Regions from separate parts of the Homo sapiens genome. Here region 1 is linked to region 2. Evidence: chromatin loops called from intact Hi-C (ENCODE). Cell type or tissue: heart left ventricle. All regions are shown on one strand. Each heading gives the region's core, and the rest is flanking DNA. Links, peaks and the distances in the headings are about the cores only. Region 1 has its middle 170 kb from the start of SSTR4. Region 2 has its middle 78 kb from the start of LINC03125.

The links. Hi-C counts contacts between places; a loop is a spot of excess contacts. Peaks named below come from ENCODE experiments on the same cell type or tissue, not always from the same donor. Only the 100,000 strongest peaks of a DNase experiment are listed, where the experiment ranks them.
Region 1: a loop joins it to region 2, with 2.2 times the contacts of the local background. A loop is called at or near these places in 8 of 110 quality-filtered maps.

Annotation. Positions count from the first base shown.
Region 1 is chr20:22,861,245-22,864,159 of GRCh38, forward strand. No RefSeq gene overlaps it. Among named protein-coding and RNA genes, the nearest start is that of SSTR4, 170 kb to the right of the region's middle. In heart left ventricle, for the core only: CTCF peaks have their summits at 1,593 and 1,803; DNase peaks (open chromatin) are centred at 897 and 1,777; H3K27ac peaks cover 1,835 bases.
Region 2 is chr20:23,225,081-23,227,995 of GRCh38, forward strand. No RefSeq gene overlaps it. Among named protein-coding and RNA genes, the nearest start is that of LINC03125, 78 kb to the left of the region's middle. In heart left ventricle, for the core only: a CTCF peak has its summit at 1,702 (motif pointing left); no DNase peak of the experiment used is centred there.

The sequences.
Region 1 (2,915 bases), core at 275-2,774, 360 kb before region 2:
CTACGTGGTCTGGTGTTCTAACAAATAACAAATATTCTACTGGGGCTCAAAAATAAGTAATAATGACATCATCTCCACGGCTTTTTCATTACTGACACTAGCATGGAAGCTATTCTTCATGGCTTAAGTAATCCCCAGTAATCAAAACAAGGCACCATCTTGCTGAAGAACCCATTTGCTTTGCTGCTGGGGAATGTTGTCATGTGAGGAACTGAAGCGTAATGAGAGTGACTCACAAAAGGGTTTCCACACGGAGAGAACAGGCCACCATCTCCAGCCTTCCTTTTGTTTTCTATGCCCATAAATTTGATTTTATGCACCTTGCAGGGTTCATAGCCACCTGCATTCTCTTTCCATTGAGGATGCCCTCTGCAATCCTGGTCCTTAACCCAGAGAAAGAGCGCAGGAGTATCAGGAGTCCGGATGAAGTCTGAATTATCAGCAACTGAAAGTTGTGGTGTCAGAACACAGCAAGGCCGGTCATGAAGCTGGAGCAAAGAGGGTGATGTCACACTAGTGCGTGCCGACTATGAGCTACACCGACTCACACAGGCCTCTTTTATTCCAACAACAACCCCTCGAGGTCAGTATTAAGTTATATAGCAGCAATGGGTAACCACTGAGTCATTTAATGCACAGATGTAAATTTGGGGACAATTTTTCTTACAGTAATGTGGGGAGCAGATTCAGCAGCACACACACTGGAGGCAGAATGTTTATGTTCTGCAGAGCAAAAAATAAAAAAAAAAACCCTTTCAACCATCAAAAGACCAGGCAAGTCTTGCTGATTTGCAGGACAGAGGGGCTTCTGGCAAGATGTGCCTGGAGCCAGGGGAGCGGCGCTGAAGCCTCAGGGATGCGCAGGGAGGGGCAGGATGTGGTGTGCATTGCCCTGGAATCATGTTCCTGAGCCTCATCAAGGAGGAGCCGGGTTTCCTGGAGCAGCCGCCCCTGTGATGACACGAAGGAAAAGGATATGATCAATATCCTTTCTGAAAAGGATGGAAAAACGGCACCCTCCCCTGGACTCGCACACATTTTTTTCTAGCTCAGCAAGAAAGAGTGAGGTCCCCTCAGCCTCTGCGCACATCAGGGTGACAAAGGTGGACAATGTCTGGTTCGCCTTTCACCTTCAAGGCCAATTCTGGGACTTACAGAGTAGGTGTCAAAATTGTATTTTAAGACAAATGCACTTGGTACTGATGTGCTTAATGGCTCCATTTTAGACATTTTCCACAATTCACACTCACACCTGAGGCAATCAGTATAGAAAAATCTTGGCAGAAAAGTGAACAGGTGACAGGTTTGGGTTACCTGTGAGTGTTTAATTGAAGGACTGTGGTTTCCTTACTCCTTTGGCTTCACACAGATAATTAAAACTTGAAAGTGCTTTGAATATTTATTCATTTTTTTCACCAACAGCTGATGATCATTAAACACACAGAAAATTCACAATAAGTATTTGGTCAAGCCCTTTGTTCTTCCTGTTCGTACAAACCTGCAGGGTGGTTATGAAGATGGATGCGCTCTGGGTATACATTGGTTTTCAACTCTGCTGAAGGATCAGACACCCTCCCAGATGGAACAGCCCCACCTCTGGCTATAAATATTATAACCCCAGGGATTTCTAAGGAAATACATATTCACTGCTGAAGGTCCCAAGTGTGAATTTAGCTTAAGGAATGTGGAACGGCAGCCCCTGCCTTTAAACTTTATAATAAGGGTCCTTCCTGGAAGCGCAGCCTCCCGGGCCCACGCGACGTCTTTTCCTGGAAAACCAAAGACCTCAAGAGCTGCCGTGGCCAGGGCAGGCTCTCAGGTCTCTTTGGCTCTGAGCTCCTTTTTGTAATTCAGCTTCCTGACGCCTGCATGAAGATGCCAAACACGAAAATGGCTATTGTCCCATTCTAATGGACAAAAGTCCAGACAGGAATAGGCCTTGAAAAAAATGAGACTCTGCCCTGTTTTTGGCCAGTCCTGACACTAGGATCCTTCCTATAATACTCAGGTGAGGAAAAAACAAGTTACATATTTTCTTTACCTGCAAATACTGTGAAATAATAAAACTTTAGAGCATTATTAAACTTGCACTTCAGAAAGAAAACTATTGTATTCCCACATTTTGATTCCAACACACACCCTTCCCTTCCACCCTCACATTCTTCATATTCCTGAAATTGAGATGCATCTTACCCTCAGAGTTTACATTTTATGTCATGCTCCTCTCTTGAAAAAAAAATCTGTTATTGAGTTGGTTCTTTGTCTTTCATCTTATGCTATCTGAATTAGGGAAATGTGCCATGTGTTTTTCACCATCCAATTAATTTAAACACAAATATGCTCAATAACTGCAAAAGGTGACTCTAATGAGCTCTGTGGAAAGCATTTATTTCTTCCTAGACACAGAAATTTCCATCCTTATTCAGTTGGTCTTTCACTTATTTTTGTTCTGTTCTTGTAGGAACCCCATGTATTTCTTAGCCCACCTTGATCTTTATTGGGCTGTTATATTGCTTTTTCAAGGACATTATTATTGTATGCAAAAAGTCCTTATTCTCTGACTATGACTATGCTCTGCATTCACTTTGAAAAAAAAAGTTTGTAAACTAATTTCTCCAGTGATTTGCTCCCCCTAATGCTCTGCAAAATGCCAGCTGCCTGTGGATATTCCTGGAATTGGCTGCTTGAAACTAAAGGCTCTCAAGTTTTGCAATGATTTTTCCATGATCCTGGCTGTGTCTGAAACGTTTTGATGTGAAGAAGCATAAACTGGCTGGACCCTGAGCTGCAAATGAATTTCGTGGTCGGCAGGACTGAGAGTTTCATGTTACTTTCTGTGCAAGACCACCCACTGTCTCCCCATGACCTCTCCACTGCCCCCCACCCACTGGGATGTACAGCTGCTCTGGAGATGT
Region 2 (2,915 bases), core at 175-2,674:
AAAGACAGCTCACAAAATAAAACAGATTTTCTGTCATGCCTAAAGCCAAGATGCCTTCCAACCAAATCATATATGTTATAGGCTTACTTAGGCCACCTCAGAGTCCCTTTTTAGAACACGGAGGAATACAAGGAGGGAGGGGGGCCAAGGGAGGCCGAGGAGGAAGGAATAGGTTGGCTAGGGAACACTGCCATTCCCTATCCAACCACAAAGGAATGGAAGTCCAGTAATTTTGAGGTGAAACAGAAAAGCAGAATGCCTGTTTGGGCATTAGGGTGTCCCTTGTGTCTCCTCTCCCATCGGAGCAAATCTCCAGTATATTCTGAACCCCAGATAGAAATCAGAACTCATTCCATTTCATAGCAAAGATCCTGCACCCCCAACCTCCGTGCCAGCCTATGAGTAACTCAGTGTATTCTGGTCTCTGGTCTCTCAAGATGTTGAAATGAGCAGCTTGCCCAATCGCATCCCAATGGGCTAAGAAACCTCAGAGTTCTCCTTCGAGACTGATTTCCTGATTGCACAATCTCTGAGCCAGCAGGCCTCCTATCCATGATAAGACAATGGCCCAGCCCCAGTAGATAGCAGATTGGTTTCTAGGTCCAGGCTGAGCAATCTCAAATAAGGGCATGGCAGCCAAGGGTGGCTTGGACTTGATGAGGAAGGTCATTCATCCTGATTCTGCAGCTGCTAAGGCACCACAATCAACCGTTTTTTTTGTTTTGTTTTGTTTTAATCTGCTTAGTGCTTACCAAACTGTGTCTTTTCTCCTCCCAGGCCGGAGGTTCCCAGGAGCAGACCAAGAGAGTCAATGTCATGCAGCAAAAGTCTGCAGCACCTCACTGCCCAGGGCTCTGTGCTGGGGTGTGGGGTACAAAGCAGGCTGTGCTGTGACCCCAGACTCAAGAAGCTCACACGTGGGAGGCCACTGGGAAGCCAGAGAAGAGTCCTCTCTCCTGGACAGACTCCTTTGTCCTCAGTTTCCTTGTTGTAAAATGGTGGTCATAACAGATAGTAGAAAAACAGTAACTCCTAGGGTTTTGTGCAAATTAAATAATACATGGAAAGTCCAATAGCTAATAATTTACTGTATACCTCACATAGGTTTACTGGATGTTGTTGGATTAGCTGTTAATTGAAAAAGTTACATATTCTTCAAAGAAAGAATGAAGGGAGGAAGGGAGGAGGCTGTGCTTTAGAAGTGTATCAGTAAAATTGGGGCTGCTAAACAGCCAGAGTATGAGAAGGCATATTTGGCGAACACGCCTAATTGTTCAAGGTTGACCATGCAGAATGCAAGTCAATTCCTGGGGCTGGGGATGGGCCCCCCCAACCCTGGAACACAAAGTCCTGCCCCTGGGAATCTGGAATGGGATCACAGCATTGGGAGTTGAGGGCCAAGTCCTGTCAATGATGGCTGCAGAGAAGAGAAGTCCCCAAACCTGTCCAATCCAACTCTTCCTTGAATTCCTCGAGAAGCCCCAACATCTTTTCGATAATTTCCCTTCTTCATTCCAACTGCCTCAAGTCAGTTTATTTTGCCCATAGAAAGAAGAAACTGAACTGATGCAGATCCTTAAGGTCTGGTATGTTTAAGTGCTCCCTTTCTTTGGCACTAGCTAATGTGCAGCAGCAACTATGATGGTGGTAGGTAAGCCAGGCACTGAGGCCAGACTTCCAGCTGGAGCTCCCTCCTCTGGGCATCCCTTTCTTTACCGTGAAAATCAGAAGGTGGCCCTCTTCTCCCCCAACCCCAGCTTAGCAGGCCTGGATTCTAGGGCTGACACCAAGTTTTGCCAGCAACAAACATAAATCCTGTGGGGGAAGGAGGACAGAGGTAGAGAATGTTTTTTCAACAATGGGCACCCCATGAATGCAAGCCTCAGAAATTGCATTTAGATGATATAATTAAATGCTTAAAAAAAAAGACAAGAATGAGATCCAGTCATCTTTCCAGATATTTTTCCACTCAATAAAAGTTCAGGATGTACTTTTCTAAGCTCCTTTCCTCTAAAATGTGTGTATTTTGAAGGAAATGTAGCCCATATGTTGCTTACTCATGCTTCACGCTAAGTGCTCTTGGGGCATATTTACTCAAAGTCCAAAACAACCTCCATTTGTTTATGTTTTTAAAGAATCTCTCAGAGCTTAAAAACAGGAAGGCTTAGTTGGCCAAGTGCACTCCTTGCAAGTTTTCCACGGGTTGAGGGTTCAGCATCCATGATGAGATAGAAAGGGCTTCTCAAGTTCATAAAGGTGCATTGACCACCTGAGCCTGGTTGATGAACTGTGAGTTTATTCAGCCCGAGGCCAGGTCCGTGAGAGGAGCAGCCTGTGCCTAGGAGGGTAAGGATGGGCCAGAACCCTGCTGAGAGTCAGCGCTGGCCCAAAGCCCTGATGAGGGCATTGCCCTGCAATCCCCAAGTCTACTTCCCAGCCCTGAGTGGAGGACATCTGGGGGGTAGTTCTAGCAAGCCCAGGGCAATGGTTCACTGCAGTAAAGACTGAGAGAATTCTATCTTGGCTGGATGACCTCTCCCCTACCAAATGGAAGTGTACAAGGCAGGGAAGAGGCAGCAAGACAGTGGCATTGGGCTAGCAGAAAAGTATGGCAAGTAGAGGCAGCCTGTGCTGTGCCTTCTGCATCTGCCCTTCTCTAGCCTGAAGACCTGAAGCTTTCCAGGCTCAGTCTCATCGTCTGTAAAATGGGAATCATGCATTTACCTTATAAAGATACAAGGATCAGAAATGCACATCCAAAATACCCAGCATAGGACCCGGGGATCCATAACTGGGAACCCTTAGCAGACAATATGGGTGCAATGGTTAATATTGAGTGTCAACTTGATTGGATTGAAGGATGCAAAGTATTGTTCCCGGGTATGTCTGTGAGGGTGTTTCCAAAGCAGATGAAC